Linked DNA regions of Homo sapiens: all the other regions are linked to region 1. A link is a loop called in an ENCODE intact Hi-C map of the cell type or tissue named here. Cell type or tissue: CD4-positive, alpha-beta T cell. All regions are shown on one strand.

Region 1 (8,000 bases):
ACTCTATATTTGACTCATTGCAAATATATTTCAGTCTTGTCCAAATTCTCTGTAATATATTTGAAATTGGCAATTTTGCAAGCAAATCTGCAAATAGCCTTTGGCCATTAAAATCTTGCTCTGCCCTTACCGTGGTGGATTCCACAAAAAAACACCCCAAATTAAAATTTAAGCTATAAGATACGTGGAGTCTACAGACATTGACATATAATTTATAAAGCTGATAATGCTGGATTGAATGCCTTTATACTCAATTTCCTATTACTTTCCTCTTTCTCCCTGTATTTTTTTCTCTCTCTCTTTTTTGAATTGCCTTTAATACTATGATCATGCCAGCTTAGTGGCCTAGATGAACTTATAAGACAGAATAACTAGATCGGTGACATGCCACCAGTAGGAAAACTGGAGTGAGTTGAGATTCATTTATTCAAAAAAATATTTTTTGAGCACCTGTAACATGGTAGGTTAGGGGATGGGGCAGTGAGCAAAGACACTGTATTGAAAAGAGGGAGAAAGTAATGGTATATAGCAAAACAAACAAGCAAACAAAACCCCAAATGAAATAGATGATATATCAGGTGGGAATAAGTCCTATAAAGCACAGAGCAGGGTAAAAGGATAAGGAGTGATGCGGGGAGCGGGAGGAGCCTGCTTGGGAGGTAAAAGTGAAAGAGATAATTCCTCCCTTGCATGGATGAATATTTTTGTGCTGTGCACTCTTTGGCACTTGTATTTCTGTTTCATTTTTAATTTTTAAATACAATTTCAGCTTTGTAAGAGCTGAGGTGATGAATGAAATACAGGTTTCTGCTGTATTTCATTCTATGGCAGACAATTCTATGGCAAAGGCAGAATGTCAGGTTTTTGTGCAAACAAGAGAGATAGCAGCAGTTCTTACTGACATTGAGCCAGCTAGACTCAGTGATCACTGTCTCCCGTCACCCCTAACCTGGAGGAAATCAGACCCCATCCAATATAGAGAGCATTAATTATGGAGAATATTAAGATCCATCCTTTCTTCATCATCTCAGCTACTTGAATGCATATTTTCACAACCCCATTGGTAAAATGGGCTCTGCCTAAATTACGGCTTAGAGTTATTTTTCTCTCTTGGCAGAGTAACCACTTTACAAATTCTTTTTGTTTTTGCTTTTGTTTTTGAGGCAGGGTCTTGCTCTGTCACCCAGGCTGGAGTGCAGTCGTACTATCAGGGCTCACTGCAGCCTTGGCCTCCTGGGCTTAAGTGATCCTCCCAACTCAACCCCCATGAGTAGCTGGGACTACAGGCATGTGCCACCATGCCTGGCTAATTTTTTGTAGAGATGGGTTTTGCTATGTTTCTCAGGCTGGTCTTGAACTCCTGAGGTCAAGAGATCCTCCCTCTTCCCTCCCAAAGTGCTAGGATTACAGGCATAACTCAGTATGCCTGAGCTTACGAATTTTTTATTCTCCTCTTTTCTCAGCCTTTATAGAGCTTGCTGCTTCTATTCAAATGGCTTTCTCCTGTGTTCATAATTTCAACGAAGTATGATTTGATGTTAGTGCCATGAGGAGGAATAGGAAAAAAAAAAAAAAAAAAAAAACATGGCCCCAATGTTGTGCCAAGACCTGGGCTAGGTGTTTTGCCAACTTTTGTTGTATTAGTTAACCCACATTAACAACCACAGAAGTTAAAGAATACCTCTTTGTTCAATAATATTCCCAAGGTCACAGAGATGATGAACAGAGAGGATTCACTCTAGAGCCCCTAGAGTACGCTTGGCCTTTTAGTCCAGGGCTTCTTAAATAAAGCTGTACATCTGTAATACTTTGGGCTGGTTTGTTAAACAATGCAGATTCTGAGGCTCCAGGTCCAGAAGAATCTGGTAGTCTGAATCCCTAGGTGAGCCTGGGATTCTATAAAGTTAAAAAACCGCATTCCTCCTTAGTGATTCCTAAGATCCATCAAGTTTGGGAAATTTTGGTTCATGAAATATGAAGCCTAGAAGGAAAAGATGCGCAAGACATATCTGGGGCTAGATCTCACATTCCTGATCAGGGTATTTAATATGAAAACTGAAACTGCTCCCCATTTCTGCCTGACCCAGCTTTACTTTTATTTTTTCCATAGCACACTGTCTTCTGACATGTTGTGCTGTGGCTTGCTGTTTAGTCTGACTCCCCAGTTACAACGTAGGTTCCACCGTTGCAAGCATCTTTGCCTTCATGTGTTTCCCTGCTATCCCAAGCACCAAGAACCAGGTCTGGCTCATGGTGGGACCTCAACAAATTATTGTTAAATTAATTAGGATCTTCCTTGACTTTCAGTTTGAGCTATTTCCACGGGGCACAGCTACCACTTCCCTCTTCCGACAAGAGTCCCTTTAGCTCTCCAGAATTAGATTTCAGTGGCTGCATCTCCCTTGTTGTCAGCAGCAGTCTAATGGTTGTGGTAAGCAATCTCCATTTCCTTGCAAAAAAGCAGAAAGTATGGGGCTTAGAGATATTGGTGCATGGGGCGCCTACTCCTCTGTCTCAGCTCCCAAAGCCTTGGTGCTCATGTCTATTACTGGGTGATGATGCCCGTTGTGCTGAGGTCTCTCCCTACTTTGCTAGAATCTGAACACATGGAAATAAAGGGCATTGACGACTATTGGTGAGAGATGCTAACGGAGATGCTGGCAGTAGGCTAAGGCCAAAAGATAGCACTGCTTTATAGTCTCACAGACGTGACTTGAATCACATAGATGTCATATACCACCTGTATGATCCTGAACAAGTCTCTTTACCCCACTAAGCTTCACTTTCCTCTGTTGTCAAAAGAAAATGAGTCTCTACCTCATAGAGCTATTTAAAAGGCTAAAGTAAAATAAGGTCCATAGAACTGGCAAATAAGTCAAAATAATCATTTTTGCATTCTGTGGACCACGAAAAGATAGTGAAATGATGAAAAAAATCATATATCTTTATGTGCATAAATGTATACATAATTTAGAATTTTATATGTGCATATAATTTAAAAGTGAACTCTGATGATTTAATTGAAAAAGGGGAGATAAAATTCAATTGTAGGTGGTCTATGGCTTGAAGCTACATCTCTGGGTCTTAAGGCATTTCCCAACACACAGTAAATATTCAACAAAGGTGTGTTGAATAGTCAGCAAAAGTCCTCATCCTAGGCCCAATACAAGTGAGAGCAGTGGACACAACATAAAGTCAAGAGTGAGCAAATGCAAGAGGTTCAGGATAAGCTGAACCTGTCATATAAGCTAGAGTCCTATGTCCCAATGCAAAGATTAGAAATAGCCTCCCTTGCCCAGATCCAGTATAACCAGTACACGGCAATTAAAAGATAAAACCAGTGTCACCTTGGGTAGCATCAGTATAGACTGCTATCAGGAGGACCTCCAATAGTATTACCAGCTGCAATAAAAAAGCACTTCTTTGAATGCTTTTTCTACCTAATTGTCAAAACCGAATAATATTATCAGCTTTTTTATCCTTTGAGTATTTTTCTAATAAGAAAGCACGGAGATGCATTGCAAATAAAAGCAGAAGATTTGAGGATGCAAAGCAATCATGCAAAATGACTTTCATATCAGTTTGATAAGCAGCTGAAATTTAATAACTACATCTCTCCTATGGTGCTGGATGAAAGTTTAATACTTTCTGCTTTGGCTTCTTTCTTCTGCAAGATGCTTATTCAGAACTGTAGCTTCTCTTTTATAGTCAGGAAAATGAGAGGTGCAGTGGATTAATCAAAGCCTTGAGAGGCTGGGCCCAGCCCCAGCCCAGTCCAAACCACAGTGTCTGAGAATCTAAACCAAGTCAAGCCCAAGGCTGTCCATGACCACTGGGGAAACAGGTAAAGATTTCCAAATATCTCAAAATACAGGTAAGACGTCAGTCACTGTGGAAATCACACACCTATTTAAAGCTATGAAATAAGTTTAACTCTCCAAATTATCGTTATTCTTTCTTTGGTTGAGGGTAAATTGTACAACAACAAAAAGAATAAAGAAAACCATTTGGAATTAAACAAAAATTCCATATTTTAAAAAAGAACAAATCAAACCCAAGAATATGATGACTCTGTTATACACAGGAATGTCTTCTGCAGATCAGGGTGCATCTTGTAAAGAGTGGATGAATGAATTAATTAATACCTGATTGGTTTGCAGTTTATAGCTGGAAGAGTTCTGAGATGGTATCAAGCCCAACCTCCTCATTTTAGAGTTGGGGGAATTGAAATGTAGGAAGAATTTTGATGGTCAGATTCACATGGTAGTAAGTAACTGCATGAGCACAGGTCCGATGGCACTGGACACTTGTCTCAGTAGGCCTGGCGAGACCATCAGGATCCCAAGGGTCTCCCATTCCCCACGTTGTCTACACAACCTAGGCAGGGAATTTGTTCAGTGCTCCCAGCACCCAGCTGACAACAGCCACAGCTTTCAATGAATCACTTTGAAAAGATATAAAACCTAAAAGGAGAGGGAGGAGCATTTGATTAGATGTTATCCAGACAGAATTGGGAGACCAATTCAAAACCAGTGTTCTGTACTAATGGATCTTTCCAACTCTGCGTTCCAACGGGAGCCAAGAGGGGATGGGCCTCCCAGAGCGGGGAAGTCTTGGCCCTGTTAAAGGGCCAGCCGAAATGGGGTTCCGCTGGCTTGCTCTTCTACTGCCCCCTACTGGGGAGATTTTTACCAAGGAACGAAGTGGGCTACTGCTAAGTTGTTTTTCACAGTGGGGGCAACTAAAGTCAACCAGGGATTGTAACTCAGGAGTAGAAGGCAGAGATCATTTTCAAACACATAAGGCAATGTGAAAATGTACATGAGCCTCCTAAAGGTTAAAGATGAATCCTGATAACGACTCACATTACCTCCTAGGCGAATTTGTCTGAAAAAACACCAGCACGTCTTTCTGCTATTTCTGTATGTATGCACGTATGCAGATACGTGCAGAATATTATATATTTTTAAGATAGGTATAAACAGATAGTAACACAATGAAGGAACATCTGAGCTAGTCATCAGCTCTAACTGCAGCCTTTTAAAAGAAAATGTAACTCCAGATGTCGTCTTAAGAAAATGAATCAATTAGGCAAATGAGGAATTTCCTCATAAATCAGAGGATGAGAAGCCAAAGTCCAGTCCTTGCCCAGGGGAGGAAACAGAGATGAGGGCTGCCCGGAGGTTGCCATTTTTCATGGCCAGGTAACCCAGCCGCCTCCTGCTCTCCTGAAGTCGTGTTTACCTTATTGAATGCTGGTTTGATTTGGAAAGAGTGTTCTGAATGTTCCAAACCTTTTACCCTGAAGATAATAATGCCTCAGCCTTCAGGAGTGGGACCCAGTATAAGCTGGTGTCACTATTCATGAAATAATTGAGTTTACACAAAAAGTGATTTCAGTAATAGCTGCCTTTTTATAAGTATGTACATTTTATTTAAAATTACTGACTCAAAAGGCAAGGTAGAAAAAAAAATCACCTCCAACAACTTCCTGTAATTGCGAATTATTGTGAGGGAAACAGAAGGAAAAGATTTCGAAATTATGAGCCATTATGCTCGAGAGAGAGGAGAGAGAGAGAGAGAGAGAGAGAGGGAGAGAGAGGGAGAGAGAGAGAGGCAGTGGGGAAAAAAAAAAGACAGCCTGGCTTCATGAAACACAGCTGACAAGCTCGACTAAATTACCCCCGGACCATTACAAAAATCACTTAATTGCCAAGCATTTTGTTAGGTCAATTGACTCTAATTGAAAAAATAACAAAAAGCTTATTATGCTGCAAATGCGGCCGTGGAAAATGAGTCTTCTGTTAGAAGGAAACAATAATTCTAAATTTCAGCTGCTGCTAACACTACAAAGTTCAGTGTTTCCTTCGGATAGAATCCGCAGTGGAGGAGAAAGTGAATATGCATCAATTGATTTTTTTTCCTTTTAGCGCTTCCCCCCAACACTTCTTGCTCTTCCTGATCTTCTCCTTCCCTGCCTCATCCTACCCCCACCCTCATCCTACCCCCACCCTCATCCCCGCCTTGTCCCCACATGATTAGCAGGGGCCCCCTCCACCCCCTTCCATCAGCAAATATACACCTCACTCCCATCTCCCTCCTTATCTTCCTGCAAGAAAGGGTTGGGAGACAAAGAGGGGGCCAGCAGTGTGGGGCCCTGGGTTAGGAGAGATGTCCAGTATCTGCCCTCCCCAGCCCCAGCAGGATGCTGCAGCCTCGGTAAAATGCCTCCCCCACCATTTTCTTTCCATGAGCTGCTCTTTCTCTCTCCCCTCCTGGCTGTCGCCTTATCTCCTCCTCTCCCCTTTTAAATGCAGATAATAGAATAAGGCAAACAGCTTATGTCCGCAAAATTCCTCTGAAATTGCCCCCTAACATGCATACCCAGAGCTGGCCTTGATTGACATCAAGTGCAGTAATTAAAAACCCTGCCAGCTGACATAGGTGAAGGTTTATTTATAATTACACATTTTTAGGATGGCTCGTCCAGGGTCGGTGCATTTAAAAAGATAAGTCGGCCACAGCTCTGTTACTCCCCCAATTATAGATTTGAATGGTGGGAGTTTATAATGGGGGCGGGGAATTCTGCTTTGCAAAAAAAGGAATTATTTGTTCATAAAACCAGGAGGCCAGGGTACGAAAGTCTGATGGCAGAGCCTTTGTCTAGAAAGCTGTGGGAGAGAGAGTGTGTGTCTGTGTGTGTACCTGTGTATGCCTGTGTGTGCATGGGTGTGTGCACCTGCATGTGTACCTGGGAGTGTGTGTGTCTATCTATGGGTGTGTGTGGGCCTGTATGTGTACATGTGTGGGTCTGTGTGTATGGATGCATGCACCTGTGTGTATACATGTGTGTGCCTGCATGCACATGTGGGTGTATGGAAGGGGAGTCATGCGGTGAAGCAGAAAACACCTCCCTCTCCCTGTGCTTAAACACAGAGCTATACTCACAAATCATTTCCCTGCTTGCTTTATCTAAAATGTTAAAAATCTTGCCCAGCTTCAAATCCAAGACTATCAGATCTGACATTCCTAAGAACCCACTGTGAAAGAGGATTCCTCCGTGGGAGCCCAGGGAGCTGGGACAGGAGCTTCTGGGAGGACTGTGTGGGCATAGAGTTCCTAGGAGGCGGAAGCTGCCTGCACACAGCAGGGTGTTTGACACCCATGGGGCAGTGCCCAAAAGCAGCAGCCAGCAGGTCCCCTCTCCCCAACATCCGCTTCTCATTGTTGCCTTTTTTTAGAGCTTGGTATCACTTACCCAGAGGGGCAGAGCCGGCCATATCAGACTGTGCATCTCACGTGTGTGGTTTCTTGGGCCCCACAGCTGGAGACAATGGCAGGAGCGGCCTTGGAGAGCCCCGATTGTCACCTGGCGTCTTGGCAGGCAGCTGAACCCAGAAGTAAACTGAGCCAGGCAGGGAGCTACAGGTGTTAAAGGTACCAGAAAGCAAGGCTCGAAAATCAGATATGAGAGAAAAGGGGAGCAACAGGAAGCCTTTGTATAGGGGGTGCCACTGCATTTCAGACATGCCTGGCCAGGGGGCACAGGGCACAGGGCTTGTCCAAGAAGACAGGATGCAAAACCCACTGCTGACCAGGGAGCCAAGAGCTGTGAAAGGGTCTAGGTGGGTCACCCAGAACAGTCCCTCTGCCCCAGAACGCTGCACAGAGAGATTGCCTGGAAGGAAGCAGGTCCTTCCGATTAAGTGGCAGAACCCTACTGAGAGAAATAAAAGTGAGGAATGGTGAATTCGGCACCACTTGCCAGACCAATGGGCTTCATCAATTAATCACAGCCAAATAATCACCACCTACATTAAAGAATAATACATGAAAAGGACAGGAGCCTCACTGTAACTTATTCAGAAAGGGCTGCCTCCCTAATCCCTCTGAGTCCTGACATGTTAACAGGGTAGCGACTAATTAGATGTCAAAAATTCATAAGCGCTCTTTAATATTGCATATATCTGCAGCCGACATTTCAATATGAGAGTTGTATA
Region 2 (8,000 bases), 1.1 Mb before region 1:
GTTGGTGTCTGTGGTGGATTTGACAGTGGGGCTTGAAAGTACAGGTCAGGAAGCCAGGTAGTTCGCTCCACATATTTTCCTGAGAACGCATCTTGGCTTGCTTTAGGTACTTTTCAGTCCCCTGATCATCTGGGCAGAAGAGGAGTCTGAAGGCTCGAGTTCCTGCGCCAGCCTCATCCTTGGGCTGTGCGACCTCAGGAAGCCCTTTCTGCATGCTGGGCAGCCTTCGTTTTCCCATCTGTGCACCTGGGGGAGATGGCTCTGTGCTAAGGTGACTTATTGGTGGAAGGAGCAAGGGCAGGCTGGCTGGACCTGCCTTGTTGCCTGGATGGCCTTGGGTAGACGCGCTTTGTTCCTGAGCCTTGGCTTCTGCACTTGGGAGCTGAGGTAAGATGGGATCGTGGTAAGGACTGACCAAGGTCCTACTGGTCGGGTGCCCGTGGTTCAGGCCTGTCTGCATCCTCGGGGGTTGCTATTATCGAAGGCCGTCTGCTCCACGGTTGAGACTGCTTTTGAGCCAAGTCATCCAAGCCTGGGTCCCAGCTCCTTCACTTCCTGTAGGACCAGCCACGCAACCTGGTTGAATCTCACCTTTCTCCCCTGAGTGACAGGGAAAATATTAGCTTCCTCTGGGGGCCATTTTGCAGACAAGGCCTTTCACACCGAAGGACAGATTCAGAGAAGTTAAGCACCTTCCCCAGGGTTGCCCAGCTAATAACTGCCGAGTCATAGCTGGTTGGGAATAGAACCCCATAGTGTTCAGTCCTTTGTTCAAGGTGCATGGGCAACACTGGATGGGGTTCTGGGTGCCCCACAGGGCAGAAGCCGAGAAGGACAGAGCTCTGGCCATGCCTACAGGCATCTTCCTGGCCCTGCCACCCCCTAGGGATGTTGTCCAGGAGCACTGGCTCCTTGGCGGGCCCATCTTACCAGAACTGGGTGTGTTCTGTAAGCCAGTGCAGTCCGGGGAAGGCCTTGGCGGTTTGCTGACTGTGACTTCTGCTGCTGGGGGACAGTCCGGGGCCAGCAGCACTTGCTCTGTGCTGGGGCTGTGAGGAGGGAGGACAGGTGTCCAGGTGGTCGCCCTGTCACCTGCCCTGAGCTTCCTGATATTTCGTCTTCTCCATCATGTTTGGGAGAATTCATGTGTGGGGTCATGCACGTTTCTCACGACATTCCCATTCCTTGCAAAATCACTGAATTTGCCATTTGCTTTGGGCCCATATTGTCTGGCAGAAACCATTGAAACCCCCAGTACCCCCATTCATATTGACAAGCATTGGGGCCAATAAAATGGCCGGATCTCATTGGCTGGAGCACTGCTTTGGGATGGCTGCAGAGAAGGGGGAGAAATAAAATCCTTCAGATTGGTCAGCCTGCTTTTCAAACAGGAGTCTACAAACGCATTTTAGATTTGGGGTTTTAAAAAGACAGATCCCTTCTGAAATTTGGCCAGAAATGATTTGAAACAAAATGATCACAGACTTGATGAAAAAGAGGTGCTATCAAACCCTCTTCATGGTCTGGACCAGAACTTCTGTTGGCAGTGGGGTTCGTTAGTGTGTGTGTTTGGCTGTTGGTTTCTCTATTTAGTTGCATGTATTCTTATTATCTTAGATTTGGCTTTAATCATTTATTTCATTTTTTTAGAAGGGAAACTTTTTTTTCTTTCTCCAGAAAAAAGAGGTAAGAGGATTGGGAGGAGGGTCTCTCCTCTGCAGCCGGAATCCGAGTTCTCCGGCATGTTGTACCAAGTTGATGGCTATTATTCCCCCAGAAAATAATGTCCCCTTTTTTTTTTAAACTTCCTTTTAACATTCTGCCCTTGGCATCTGTTCTAGGCATTGTGGACGAACGTAGACTGTGTTCTGACAATGGGTTAAAGCAAGCACTTATTGAAAAGCATTCTCTACTTAATTACATTTCCTTCTTCTGGAAGCTATTTTAATTTTTTTTATAATCACATGTTAATTGTGTATTAGCGGGGCCTTTCTGATTAGTTGAAAACATAATGAAACCTTTGTAAACAACATAGGGAGAAAGAAAGAGGAGTGTGCGAACAGACAGTGGTGATGAGCCAGTTGTAAGAGGCCGAAATCACTACGTTTCTTGATGCCAGGGAGGGGCTGAAATTGTACCTGGAAGGCCCCTTTTGAATGACGACTACTTGGTGGCAGTGGCTGACCACGGTGGCTGATCAGTGACAGAGAGGGGTTTGGGGATTTGTTCATGAGCGGTCCCATCTCATCTTAGCCCCTCTTAGCCCCATCCTGCTGTCTTGCACTCACTTATTCACTCATTCATTCATTCACTTATTCACTTATTCACTAATTTACTCATTCATTCATTCACTCTTTTATCCATTCATTCACTCATTCATTCATTCATTCATTCATTCACTCATTTACATTTTGATCATTAAATAGCATTCTCTATTGAGCACTGACCAGAGGCAGGACTCTTCCATGCACGCTCTGGAATCTTTCCACATCCTCAATACAGGTGTCACTCGCATTTATGGATAAGGAACTTGGAGCTCAGAGTTGAGCTCACTCATTCATGTTCAGCCAAGGCTAGGAAGCAGGAGAATCAGATCTTTCTGGCCCACAGCCCCAGCCCCAGTGTGGTTCCCAAGTTGCCATGTCCCTTCCCATCCAAACTTCAGCCGGTCTGGTACACCTGGTACCTGGCAGGACAGCAGGAGGGTAGAGGAGGCAGCGGGGCTGGGCCTGGGTGTGTGTGGCGAGGACGAGGTGAAAGGTAGCGCGCTGTGGTCTCCAGAACGTGCCGGCATTGTTTTATTTTCTGCCTTCTAACGAGAGCCACGTTTCTTGATTGAAAGCACCAGCCCCAGTTTACAGTCCCTATTGTGGCGAGCGGGGCCCCGAAAGCCCTGCTCTGTTCCCCATTTAAAGGGCTGGGCTTACAGGGGTTTTGCAGTTCCCAGGCTGTTATTAGGGAAGCGTGGCTGGGGCGCTTAAAATGAAAGTGCTACTGTATGCGAGAGCCAGGTTCACCGTGTGCGCTCCAAGGAAACGCTGCCAAGACAGTATTATGAACAGCCGCCAAGCAAAACACACGCATTCCGTCCAGTGGAGCCAGCACTGCTGCAAATAGAGGAAAAATTGACTTTCTGATTTGGAGTGTTTCTACAACTAAGAAGAATCACTCCAGTGATTGTTCTAAAAATATTCCGGAGCTAGCACGTTCTTGAAGGCCTCGGGATTCTGAGCGTCCCTTAATTGTACTTTTTATGTAATCTCTCTGGATCGTGTTTTTTAAAAAAATCACTTAAGCTTGCGTGGTCATCCTCCTCCCCCCGTCACCCCACATAAGTGTTGATGCTGCGTGAAAGAGTGGCATACGCAGCAGAAATTGTATTTTTATCTCTTTGACTTCAGGAAGTATATATTTGTTTTTCATCTCCTGCAGCCGCTGTTGCAGGGCTCACAGCTGAGCCACCAAATCTAGGGCAGCCCCTGACATCCCTGCCTTAGTGGCCAAGCCCAGCTCTGGAGGGAAGTCACTCGGAGCATTTTTTTTTTTTTGGTGGAGGGCTGCGGGCAGGGGGGTGCTGACAAATGCAGTCCCCCTGCCCCCTCTGCCATTTCAGGCTGCCTTCCCCCTTCACGAGGCTCGGAGCTCCCTAGGAGCCCCAGATTCTCAGCTCCAGGCAACTCTGGAATTCAAATGATTTCTACAATGATGAAATTGACTGGGATTCCACAGTTTCTTTATTGCCAGAGAAGTAGATGGTGTGGGCCCCTCCTCTTCTCTCTGTCTTTTCAATTCTCTCCACCTCTTTCTCCCTTTCCCACTCTCTTCCTGACTCCCCACTTTCTCTTTCAGTCTATTTTTTTTTTTTTAGATTTAGGTGCGGTCCCCACAAGGAAGCCAGTGTTTAAGTTGACGGGTGTGGCCCAGGGCTGCCCACTTTTGGGACAGTTGCTATGTGGACTGGCTCATCCTTTGTTGGGGAGATGTCCTGTGCATCGTAGATGTGCAGTGGCATCCCTGGCCTCTCCCCACTAGATGCCAGTAGCACCCCAAAGCCCAAGCCCCTTCAGTCTTGACAATCACAAATATCTCCAAATATTGCCGCAGGTTTCCTGGAGGGGCAAAACAACCCTCAGTTGAGAACCACTGTCCTAGGCTGTTTTTTTCTAACTGACAACAACCTGGAAAAGGCCTGGGGGAATATTAGTATCTATTTTGAGGTTCAAGAATAACCAATAATAAAAGAGTGGAATCAAAGGCCTTCCTTGAAAATTGGGACTGAATTCCCATTGTTAGATTTTACCCCCAAAGCATATTTTAAAAAGAAGTAACAGGATGACCCTAATTTGAGGGTGACCCCCCCCGTGTGGCCGAAGCGGGCGGTGGGAGTGGAGGTGGTGAGCTGTCTGTCACAGTCGCACCTGTAGGAGTTGGAATGGCCAGGTAGGTCAGACATCTGTACCTTCAAACAGTCGAGCAGTTTTTCTCTGAAATATTTGCCATGCCGAGCTTTAGAACAATTCTTCTTTCTAGAATTAGCTTACTGATAGCCTTATTGGTGAATGGATGCTTTTGAGAAATTTGCCAGTGGTTTTGGCAGTGTGTGTTGGAACTTTCTCAGTTTTACTGCCCTTCCTCCCTCCTTTCCTTCCTTCCTCTTCCCTCCTTCCCTTAGAGATTTTTTTCCCCATTGTTAGGAATGGGACTTCACTAAAAAAACAAAACAAAACAAAGGCACAGACAAGTGCCTTTTTAAAAAAATTAGTATTTATTTATTTCTATTTGAGACGAAGTCTCGCTCTGTCGCCCAGGCTGGAGTGCAATGGTGCCATCTCGGCTCACTGCAACCTCCACTTCCCGGGTTCAAGCGATTCTCCTGCCTCAACCCCCAGGTAGCTGGGACTACAGGCGCATGCCACCACGCCTGGCTAGTTTTTTTGTATTTTTAGTAGAGACGGGGTTTCACTGTATTAGCCAAGATGGTCTTGATCTCCTGACCTCGTGATCTGCCCGCTTTGGCCTCCCAAAGTGCTGGGATTACAGGCGTGAGCCACCGCGCCTGGCCCAAGTGCCTTGTTTTAAAGACATATGCTGTAACTGTTTCTGTGAATCATGTTATGTGGCTTTAAGTGTTGGCTCATTATTGGGACACCCAGTAGGGTCGGGTGCCAGGTGTCATTGCATCCATCAGCAAAACCTGTCTTTGGGAAATCTAGAATTGGATTGTCAGCAGGTGCTGTGCTGGGCTTCTTGGAGTGCCTTGAGAGTGATTTCCTGGGCTCGGCCCACACCCCTGCTTCTGCGGGCCAGCCCAGCCAGCCTTGAGGTGCTCCTGCCACTTGGAATTCACAGAACTCCACCTCCCCTGGGCCTGGACCTCTAGGCTTCAATTCCCTAGTGCCCATAGTCCCCGATAAGGGTCATCTTGGGGGCCTTCTTGCTCCAGGTGCTCCCACACAGTGTGGGCAGCAGTTTCCCAGCCCTTCTCATCCCCCGCTCTACCTCGTGCACTCCCCTCTGGCTTTGTCATCAGCCTGGCCTCCTTCTGCCCCTTGGTGTGGATGATGCCTTTATCCTGCCCTCATGGGGTGGGGGGCAGTCCTGGGAGAACCAATGGGCACAGCTGCTGGGGCCGCAGGCTGGAGCCAGCGTTGTGATTGGATCCAGCTGCTGACCCAGTAGCCGCCATGCTGGGGTGTTGGTGTCTGGAGAGGGCCGTGTTAGGAGCGTGGGTGTAACTCCTTGTCGACATTAGTTTCTCTCCTGCACACTGTGTGTGTGGGTGTGCGTGTGTGCCCACGTGGACACACATCCCCCTGCATTTTATTGTGAACTTGCATGTGTGTGTGCATGTAGTGTGCGTGCAGCTTTTCTCTTCCATAACCGCCCATGGTGGCGTTCGGTGCATCTTAGAGTCCTCTGATGTTCTAGCGGCACCAGGCAGCTCGGCTGTGCATCCGGGCACCCGGAAACTTCGGTGGTGTCAGGCTGTGCCTGGCGAGATGACCACGTCCCGGCAGCCAGCAGCGGCTGGAGGAAGCTTGGCACGGTGGCAGAGGCAAAGCGCCGCAGAAGTGCCGCAGGTTTTTCATATGGAAATGTGAAATAATGGGGTGATTAAATAGAGCTGTATATTAAAGTACATCTGACATTAGAATTACCATAATGTGCTGTAGCCTTAGGCTGAGTACTTTATTTGCCATCTGCGTCGGCCCAAAATCCCCCGGGGAAGCGCTAAAATATTCTGAATAAACTCAGCTCGAGTTCTTATTGAGAGTAAAATACCATTTGTGGCACGTCGTATTGATTCGTCTTAATTGTGGTGCAGAAAAGAACATTCACTGGCTGATGACTTTTGTGCTCGGTGACAAGCTGGCTGGAGTTACTCTAGCACTGCAGTTGGTTAACCTGGGCCGACAGCAGACTCGGCCAGGCGGGCACCTGGGCTCCAGCCGCGGGAGCCGCAGCGCCACCCCCCGCCCCAAGCCGGTGGTACAGCTGGGGCTCCCCACCAGCCCCTGGCCCTCCTCCCGGGAGAGGGTTGGGGAGAAGGGAGCCCACTGTGGGGGGCAGAGGAAATTCACACCCTGCCCCTCAGACCTCTCCCTATGGCCAGCCTTGTCCTTCCCCAGAAAGACGAACTGACCTGCTGGGGACAGAGGCCACGGTTTCAGCCTCAGCCCTAGCCCCAGCCCCAGCCCCAGCCCCAGCCCCAGCCCCAGCCCCAGCCCCAGGCCAGCCATTGGTTGGAGAGATGTATTCTGCATATCGAAGGAAACAAAACTAACAAAAGAAAGGAAAAGAAAAAAGAAGGAAAAGAGCCTATCCACCCGGGCAAACCCAAGCTTGGTTAGTTACTGGTTAGTGGTTGTGGGACTGGGTAATGGTCTCTGAACCCCACTGGGGGGAAATTACTTGCAAAATGCATTAAAGATAAAAGAAAACACTTGGTGATCCAAACAGTGTTCCCCCCATTCATAAGGTCCAGTTTTTTACCCTATAATTGCCTATCATTATACACAATTTAAATATTCAAACATTCTCCACAAACCCTGGGCTAGCATGTTTTTATTACAAATTCAGAACAAGGGAATAACCTTTAACTTCAGAGACAAATGAGACAAATTTACAAGTGCATATCTGCTGTTTTCTTGTGCTTTATCAATCCCCGCAGACCGGAACACTTTTGCTCTAACGCCACTCAGAACAATATACATATATTACTACTTGTTTGTAGTGTGTCAGTAATGAGTCCCCTCTGCATTAGCTAACCTATATAACTCGGTATCGAGGCTCTCCATAACGTCAATTATCTCCTTGGAGCTAAACGTACACTCCATTAAAATGAGATTTACTGCTCTGCCATACTTCTTGGGGTGGAATGTCGAGATTTTTTGTGGATTTAAAGAAAGGAAAGATGGAGGCTTGCCTGGTGAAGGAAGTCTTGAATTATGGAGAGGGGAGACTTCCTGTCTCCAGGAGGAGGAGGAGGAAGGCCTGCATGGGGTGCTTCTGGGGAGACTGAGATCCCACGTGTGAGTGAGAAACAGCTACACACTGATCCCCGCTCACACACCTGCAGCCGACTCCTGGCCTTTTTTTTTTTTTTGCCTGTTTATCTCCTAACTCCCTCTTTATTTGTCCATTAAATGATAAGGATGGTTTGCTCTGTGCTTCTCTTTCACATTCTCTGCAAAATTCCTGTCCCCAGAGTTCTAGAATCCTTTCAGAAAACTCTCATGTTGGGCGGCGTGGGGGAACGTCACCATCAAAGTGAGCTCAGCTATCGGCCCACCAAAACCCACTGGAACAGCGTAGGCCCTTTTCAGGGAAGTTCACAGAAAGCAGATTTCAAGGGACTCTGACAACGCATTCTTTATTATTTCCAGTGGATTTCTGTGCCTTATCCGAAGGCGGGACCTCTAAAGACAACCTCTAGGAATGTGCTGTAGCTTTTCACAAATGCTGCAGATGACTTGCCACATGGAAAATTGCTCTGTGCG
Region 3 (8,000 bases), 1.0 Mb before region 1:
TTTCCCCCGACCTGCCTCATTCTATAGCAAACAGAGCTGCTTTCTGCGTCGCGTGGCCCAGCGCCCTGCACCTTGAGTGTGCTCACACAGCTCCCTACCTTGCGGACCTTTCCCTCCTTGGCCTGGGCACCTCCGGTTCTCTGTGTCTGGCTTGAACATTACTGGTCATATAGTTTTTTTTTTTTTTTTCTTTTTTTTTAAGGCAGAGTCTCACTTTGTCACCCAGGCTGGAGTGCAGTGGTGTGATCTCAGCTCACCGCAACCTCCGCCTCCTGGGTTCAAGCAATTCTCCTGCCTCAGCCTCCTGAGTAGCTGGGATTATAGGTGCGTGCCACCATGCCCAGCTAATTTTTGTATTTTTAGTAGAGATGGGGTTTCACCATGTTGGCCAGGCTGGTCTCCAACTCCTGACCTCAGGTGATCCGCCCACCTTGGCCTACTAAAGTGCTGGGATTCCAGGCGTGAGCCACCGCGCCCGTCCTCATCATGTAGTTTTGCTGCCTGCCTCCTCCCCAGGTACTCAAAAGTCACTTGAGGTTTCTGCTTTGTCTGACAATTCTCTGTGTCTACAGTTTAACCCACTCCCACTCCCTGACCCCCACCTATGACCCTGAGGGAGGAAACCAAGACTCACTGGCGTTTTTGTGAAAATCTGGCTGTCAAGGGGAATGCTGGGGCTCTTTGTTTGAGGGGTGTAGGCCCAGCTTCCTAAGGTTTTTCTCAAAGCCTGAATTAAGTCCAGGCAGATGAAGCCGCACAGCTCACCTCTGCTGCAGGGGTCCCATGAGGGTAAGTGGACGGTCACCCAACACTATGGGGTGAGCGAGGTTTTCTCGCTGTGTGCAGCCTCTTTCTTCTGGGCCATTTCCTGCCCTCGAAGGCCTTCAGCTTGGCCTCCCGGGCTGGCTTGCTGGCAATCCCAGGTGCAGGCGGAATGATTAGACAGGGCTGGCTCAGGCTCCTTCCCAGGGATGGTCACCACAGGGTCTGCCATCCCTGTGTGAGGGGCAGCCAGTTGTGAGTCTGGACCCCAGCACACGCTCTGGGGTCAGACGGACCCGGGTGTGCATCTTGACTCTGCCACTTACCAGCCCTGTGACCTGGGGCCCCTCACTCAGCTGTGATGAGACTTAGTTTCTTTTCTCTAGAGAACCTGGGTTAAAACCCACTTTCCAAAGTGGCTGTGAGCATCCACCTGACAGCAAAAGGCCAACATTGGCACGTGCAGGCTGTAGCCATGCTGAACACACCAAGGTCAAAGACAAAAGATGACAGTTCAGTATGGTGATCAGTATGAAGCAGATCTAAATACAATGCTGTGGAATGCTGAGGGGATTAGACTTGGGCTGGATCTGAAAAGATATTTTATGGGGAGAGAATAAACGGCAGGTATTCCAAGAAGCAGGAATGGCACCAGCAAGGGCATGGAGGTGTGAAAATGCGCTGCCCAAAGGGAGGCACCGAGAGGGCGAGTGGGCAGCTCATGGGTGTGTGCAAAAGGCAGGCAGCAAGTGGGACCGGATCCCAAAGGCTGGGGTGCCTGATACATCGTCCTGGGTATCAGGGAGGCCCCACCAGCTCTGTGATTTGGGAAGATCTGTCCCTGGTTCTGGGGTGGGTGGTAGCAGAGGTGGTGGCATACTGTCTTGGTTCTGTGTGTAGTCCCCTGGGATTCTGGCATGCTTTGGTGGTTGGGATGCAGCCGGCTTCGGGGTGGGGGCAGTGCTGGGTGTGTTCTCTGCTGAGGAAGAGAGGCCTTTTGTTGAGAGTGCTGAGTGGAGCCCTGCTCTCTGGAGGGGGCCCGGTGTGGAGGGCGGCATGTGGACTGTGGAGTTGCGGTGTCCTCCCAGGTCTAGTCCTTGTCTTGGTGGGACTTCAGGAACGCTGACCATGAGAAAACGCAGAGAAAGTCCCAAGTTCCAGTCTCTGTCACCTCCCGTGTACCCAGTGCCTACTGTATGTGGGTCCCTATTTGGGGTATTTTACCACGACGAGCCCTCATCCTACAGCGAACGACCCAGGAAGGCAGGTATTGTTTTCCCTGTGTGGATGAGGACCCTGAAGCCCTGTGGTGTCCAGCAACTTGGCCGAAGTGTCTGGGCTTTGAAGTGGGTCTGGAAGGAACATGGCTCGTGCTGGCAGGAGGCTGAGAAGACTCCTGGTCTGTCGGATGTCTCGGCCGCTGGCAGTCCTGAAGTGCAACTTTGCGTGAGTCACCATGTTGCAGGCTGGTGTCCAAGCAGTCCACAAGACCAGCGCAGTCCCTGTCCTCAAGGAGCTTGGAGTCTGGAAGATGAATTTTAAATAAATAAGCTAAGGTCACTAATTTCTTCTTGAGCAACTTATCCAAGTTCTCTGGGCTTCCCTTATTTCTTCGGTCAATGGTCACTGCGTGTAGAGTTAGGTGGGGTCTAAACGAGGTGATGTGGGTGGGTCTGGCATCATGTGGGTTCTGAACCCCCAAGGTGAGTCAAACCCTTGAATTCTTCTCTCTCCCAGCACCCTGAACTCCTCCTAGCGTCACTCATAATTTGCATTAAATAATGGAGTGGTTACTGGGGGTTCCCTGTCTCCCCCCTGGAGTGTGAGCTGCACCCTTAGCTACCAGCATAGTACCTAGCAGATGAAGGGGGCCCAGATCCTGTTTGTTCAGTGAATTAATGAAAGTCAGATGTAGACAAAGTTCTCAGCAGAACACACAGTGCTACCACGCTCATTCAGCCCAATCTATTTTGATCCCACATTTACTGGATTTACATCTACTGAGATCCAGGAATGGCAAAGAGGTGCAGGCATGCTTTATTTGGCAATGACTGCCTGGAGCCTGGGGTTAAAGAGGAGTCCAAGGCCTGGAGGGAGAGTGCGGGGATGAACTGGCAATGTCTACCGCAGGCCTTGGTGTGGGGGCAGTGGCTTTCTTAGCCAGAGGCTGGCTCAGCACATTACCACCAGAGGAGACCATGTCTTATTGGTCATAGTACCACTGCTATTACCATCAGCACTTACACCCCTCAGTGGGCCACTTGCTTTGAAAGGTTTTTCTCTTCTAAATGGCATCTATTATTTTTGCCATGAGATAATCAGCATGATTTCATGGAGTTACTGCAATTCTAGCCAAAAGCAACACATCTTGACATTTTTGTTAGTACGTGGGCTGAAATGAAAGGTAAAATACTGAGGCCCAGGTAGCTAGCCCCATCCCTGCCCGGAGTGTGTCTGCTGCTCTTCTGACCCAGCGTTTATCAGAACAGCATAACAAGAGCACAGGCTTTACCGTGGGCAGCTGTGCAGCCCCAGGCGGATCCCCTATCTCTTCCCGTCCTCAGTTTCTTCATCTGTAAAATGGTCATCATGACGGTGGGTACTGCAGGGGTTGTTGGAGCAGCATGTGAGGTCCTTGGTGTGCTTAGCTCATGCCTGGCAGGTGGTAAGGATTTCATAAAGCTTTCTTGTTACCACTGTGAGTGTTATTTCCCCAGTTCCGCCTTTGTCTTGGAGAGAGCTGAGGTTTCACGGAATACATTTGGAACAGGCAGGGATGGTTATCAATTCTGCAGATGGCTGTGCCCAGAATGATATAGACACGAAACTTAAATAGATCCCTGCGGTGCCCAATGGACATCTCCTTTCTGACGTCATGAAAGAGGATAGTTTTTAAATGAATAAGGAATCTACACATCTGAGGGATAACACTGATAATTACGATCATTTTGGAACTGTGGAGACGGCATCTTTAGCAGACGGATTCTGGAGGCGGACTGAGTGGTTGGCCGGTGAAACCAGCCATCTCCTTGGGTACTGGGTACCCTGAAGTCCAGAGTGGGGAAGGGAGCTGCCACAGGGGGCCCTGGGATCTGGTTTCCCATCCCTGGATTTGGCCACTTCGGTGTCTACCTCACGAGGTCCCCAGTGACGTGTCATACCCCGCAGGCTCGCTTGCTCGCTCTGTGAAACGTCTCCCCTTCTCCTCTCCAGGGTCAAGGCCTGTGGTGGACCTGACCGGGTTCCAACCAAACATCATCAGTGCCTTCCACTGGGAGGACACTCACAGTGTGGTGGGAGAACCTCCTTCGTGGCCATTTGCATTGTGAAACAGGCCCTGACGATAAATGCCTCAGGTGGTGCTGTGTGCCGAGGCGGGGCTGGAGCCCTGCTCAGGGGTTGGGAAGCCTGAGGAGGAGCGTGGCCTGCCCCTTTCTGGCCGTGCCGCTTTGCTTCTCTGAGCGTCAGTTTGCTCACGTGCCAGCTGGGATGCAGTTTTCCCCTGGCCCCCCTTGAGGCCACAGTGAGCAAAGATGGTGTGAGTGAATGCATGGGAAATGCCACGCCTAGTGTAAAATGTTTTGCAACCTGTAGAGGGGCCTGTAAAGCCAGAATCCAGTTCTTACTTTAGCCCCCCAACCTCAGGATATCACCCCGGGCCCTGCTTGAGTCGAGAGGGTGTCTCCTTGCTGCTCCTTCTCGAACAGCAGTGGGCCACTAAATCTCACCCAGGCAGGAATGCCCTTCCCTTTGGTATCACTTGGCCTTAGGAGGACCCCTATCAATTATGGCCTTTTCATTGGATAATAATTTCAATTAAAGGTGTGTTTTTTATTGAACATCTCTGATACCTTTATTGGTATTATTAGAGTAGCCAGCTTAATAAGGAGGAACAATTATTTAAATGCTCATAAAAAAGCCTAATGGCAGAGGGAGAGTCACATTTCATTGCAGGAGTCCAGCTGCACGTCGGTTCCCAAGCATCATAATAAAAAACGATGTTTCCTCAATGTTTGCAAGTTTCTGCTTCCCTAGAACCTCTAATGCATGAGGCAGGCTGCATTAAATGTCCTCCAGGGTTTCATTATTGCTGGAGTTATACTGAAAGTCATCACTGAAACATCCATGACCAGGTACAAGGATGGATAATAAAAAAACAAAACGTGCAAACCCCATCGTAACGCCTGCATAGCCATGTGCGATTTATAGGCTGTGCCCACATACAGGAGCTCATTTGGTCTCCCCAGGCCTCTCTGGAGCCAGGTATATTATTCCCATTCTACTGATGAGGAAGTCAAGCCTCAGAGAGGTTAAATGAATTGACTGAATTCCTCCTTCTGGGAACACCAAGGCAGAGGGGTATGGACGCACTGCTGTTGTCCAGGGTTCTCATGACCCAGGGTATTGCATTTGAGAAAGATGTCCTGGGGCTCTGTCTAGAGCCAGTGGAGCAAAGAAGATCCAGTGTGGGTTTCTGTCAGTGGATACAAAAAATGTCTGAGAAAGGAAGAAGGATGGAAAGAAGCAAGGGAAGACGAGGCCCTGGGTCTGAGTTGCCAAGCGTGACTTAGTGAGCAAAGTGTAGCTGACGTTTCTAGGTCTGTAGGCCAGGTTTGATGTTGCTGGGTAAATCGCTTCTAAATAGTCTAGGCCTTGACCTATCAGTGGGAATCTCAGCAGCCTGTCTGGGCCGCTAGCATAAAGTTGTCACCCCTCTCCACAGTGCAGCCTCCAGCTCACCTGTGGGCAGGTGGCCCTCAGTTCCTGGAGGGGGGTGACAGCCAGGAAACATCTGGTCCCGGGAAGGGGAGTGGGCCAGCCCCCAGTCAGAAGCAGCCTGCTCACCAGGGGTCTTTTGCTGCACTTAAAAATGAGCCGTCTGAGACTGCGTGCCATGTGTTTAAAATATTTAGCGAGTTTTCAAATAGAAAAATGTTCTGAGTGGCTCTTCAAAGACTTTCTGACATTGTTCCATTTCTGAAAGTGAGCAAGCCTCATGCTCAGGGCTACTTCCGGGCAAGAGATAACCATGGAGTGATAATAAGGAAATGAATGTTTTATTAAAAAAAGAAGGGAGTGGGGACTGGAAAGAAAGTTGTCTAGGGCGGGCCTCTGAGGGCTGGGTGATTTTTAGGATATCGGAAGGCTTCAGATCCTGCACTGGAGGCCATCGCCTGAAGTGAAATCTTGCCATTGTGCAGAGGGAAGTATTGGAACCAAAGCGGTTCCCGGACACGGGTCCAGTAAGAGCTTTCCAGGCAGGACGGGTGGCCCTGAAATCCAGCCTGATGAATAAACATCGCTCTTCTCACCTGATGGTGAATTATGGACAGGTAATGCCCTCCCTATGTTGCTCCAAGTTAGTTTTAGAAGCTTTTTTTTTTTTTTTTTTTTTTTTTTAAGATGGATTCTCATTCTGTCGCCCAGGCTGGAGTGCAGTGGTTCGATCTCAGCTCACTGCCACTTCCGTCTCCCGGGTTCAAGCGATTCTCCTGCCTCAGCCTCCTGAGTAGCTGGGATTATAGGCATATGCCACCACACCCGGCTAATTTTTGTATTTTTAGCAGAGATGGGGTTTCATCATGTTGGCCAGGCTGGTCTTGAACTCCTGACCTCAAGTGATCCGCCCGCTTCGGCCTCCCAAAGTGCTGGGATTACAGGCGTGAGCCACCGTGCCCAGCCAGAAGCATTTAAAACAAACAAACAAGAAGTGGAAACACTTGAGCTCTTTAGCACTTGTAGCTACCTGACTTCCAGTAACTGCCCTTTTGAGTTGAAAAACCTGTGACTTGGCCATTTCAGCTGTAGAGCCGCCTTCACTGCTGGCCTGCGTAAGCGCTCTGCATTTTCCTCTGATAGCCATGTTCTTTCCTCACCAGCCACAGAACTTTCTAGAAAATCTGTGGCCACCCAGATCAAGAAACAGGAAGTGCTTTGGAGCACTTCCCAGGGAAACAGAGATGATGAAAAAGAGATTGGGGGAAGGGAGGTGGCCTGACTTGAAAACATGAGAAACTAAAGCGACGGAAAGCTGTGAATTGATTAATTAGAGTGGCTGAAGGGTGGTGCAGGGTACAGGAACGATCTTTAATTTGAAGATCTATAACCCTGCAGGAAGGGGCACTTCATTTGTGTTATTAGCTCCTGTGTCAGAAAAGGATGTTTATCTAGCTTCTTTTTTTATTACTTATTTATTCTGCCTTGTTCCCAAAAAGGGTGTGAGGAGTCGTCTAAATATGGCTTCTGGCCAGCTCTCCTATGAGGCTGTCTGAGCTAAGGCGTGCTGTTCCCCAAGTACAATCACTAATAAGTGTAGGACAGAACCAGGGAAGCTGGGCACTTCCTCTGTTCGCTGAGAGTGCACAGAGCAGGAGGGCTGTGGTGTTGGGGTGGCCTTACAGGGAGAATCGCGGCCACCCAGGGCCTTGGGAAGGCGTCCCTGCCCTATCTTAGGTGGGGAGGTTTCCCCTCAGGGGCTCTTTCATGGGAGAACTGAGTTACCTGGATGACTAAGAGAGGGAAATGACCCAGACACCCTGGAGAAAGAAGATAGCCTCAGAGGTGCTCCTTGAGCTGTTTTTAAGAGGGATGAGGCCGAACTTCAGAATTCCTTTTTCATTTCTGTCCTCCCTACCACCGTCTTCTCATCACCAAACACACAGAATAGGAGAGGAGAGGGAAAGAATCCCTATGTAATGCCAAACTTGTAACAGCCTGGCTCGGTTTCTAGTGTTGGTGTCCTGGGCCAACTGGTTCTGAGGTCGCGGGGGGAGTCTCCACCCTGCCCCTCGGACAGCACGAAGCCTTCTGTGACGCTGCAGGCATGCGATGTCTTGGGGAGGTCCCGGCCCCTCAGAAACTGGCAAGTCCAGTTTCAGGCAGAGGCACAGGCCACACTCAAGACCTTGGATGGAATTCAGGGTATTTGGTCCCCGAGTCACTTGATTTTTAAAAGATGGTTTCCAAATGAAAGTTTATGTGCCTATAAACACTGCTAAGAGTGCAGCCTTCCAGAAACATAATTAGTGGGTGGAAAACAAAAATGCTGTCTGCCTAGGATTTCAGAAGGCCTGTAATCGATTGGTGGAGAGAGTGAGACAGGGGACTGTTTTCTCCACTTCCCATGGCAACTTACCGATATTGGGAAGGGTCATTCATTTGCACGTTTGACTTCACCAGAGCTTGTGGCCCCTGTACTTTAGCATCTGTGTTAAAATCTTCCAGGTAGATGAAAGTTT

Evidence for each region. Hi-C counts contacts between places; a loop is a spot of excess contacts. Peaks named below come from ENCODE experiments on the same cell type or tissue, not always from the same donor. Only the 100,000 strongest peaks of a DNase experiment are listed, where the experiment ranks them.
Region 2: a loop joins it to region 1, with 3 times the contacts of the local background. A loop is called at or near these places in 12 of 110 quality-filtered maps.
Region 3: a loop joins it to region 1, with 3 times the contacts of the local background. A loop is called at or near these places in 11 of 110 quality-filtered maps.

The regions. Positions count from the first base shown.
Region 1 is chr14:98,135,456-98,143,455 of GRCh38, reverse strand. It overlaps LINC02295 (long intergenic non-protein coding RNA 2295), which reads right to left and starts at 7,469. Exons shown (of 3, transcript NR_184268.1): 1 at 7,259-7,469; 2 at 4,146-4,463. All of the region lies in intron 1 of LOC105370655 (a long non-coding RNA gene), which reads left to right. In CD4-positive, alpha-beta T cell, CTCF peaks have their summits at 4,475 and 4,688 (motif pointing left); DNase peaks (open chromatin) are centred at 4,655, 5,595 and 7,245; H3K4me3 peaks cover 4,849 bases; H3K27ac peaks cover 6,279 bases.
Region 2 is chr14:99,187,269-99,195,268 of GRCh38, reverse strand. The region is part of intron 3 of BCL11B (BCL11 transcription factor B); the gene reads left to right. Among named protein-coding and RNA genes, the nearest start is that of BCL11B, 81 kb to the left of the region's middle. RefSeq lists an enhancer at 2,778-3,339. In CD4-positive, alpha-beta T cell, CTCF peaks have their summits at 4,019 (motif pointing right), 6,344 and 6,554; DNase peaks (open chromatin) are centred at 2,138, 3,458, 4,038, 6,418 and 3 weaker places; H3K4me3 peaks cover 6,264 bases; H3K27ac peaks cover 7,894 bases.
Region 3 is chr14:99,177,636-99,185,635 of GRCh38, reverse strand. The region is part of intron 3 of BCL11B (BCL11 transcription factor B); the gene reads left to right. Among named protein-coding and RNA genes, the nearest start is that of BCL11B, 91 kb to the left of the region's middle. In CD4-positive, alpha-beta T cell, no CTCF peak of the experiment used is centred here; DNase peaks (open chromatin) are centred at 4,245 and 6,605; H3K4me3 peaks cover 227 bases; H3K27ac peaks cover 7,384 bases.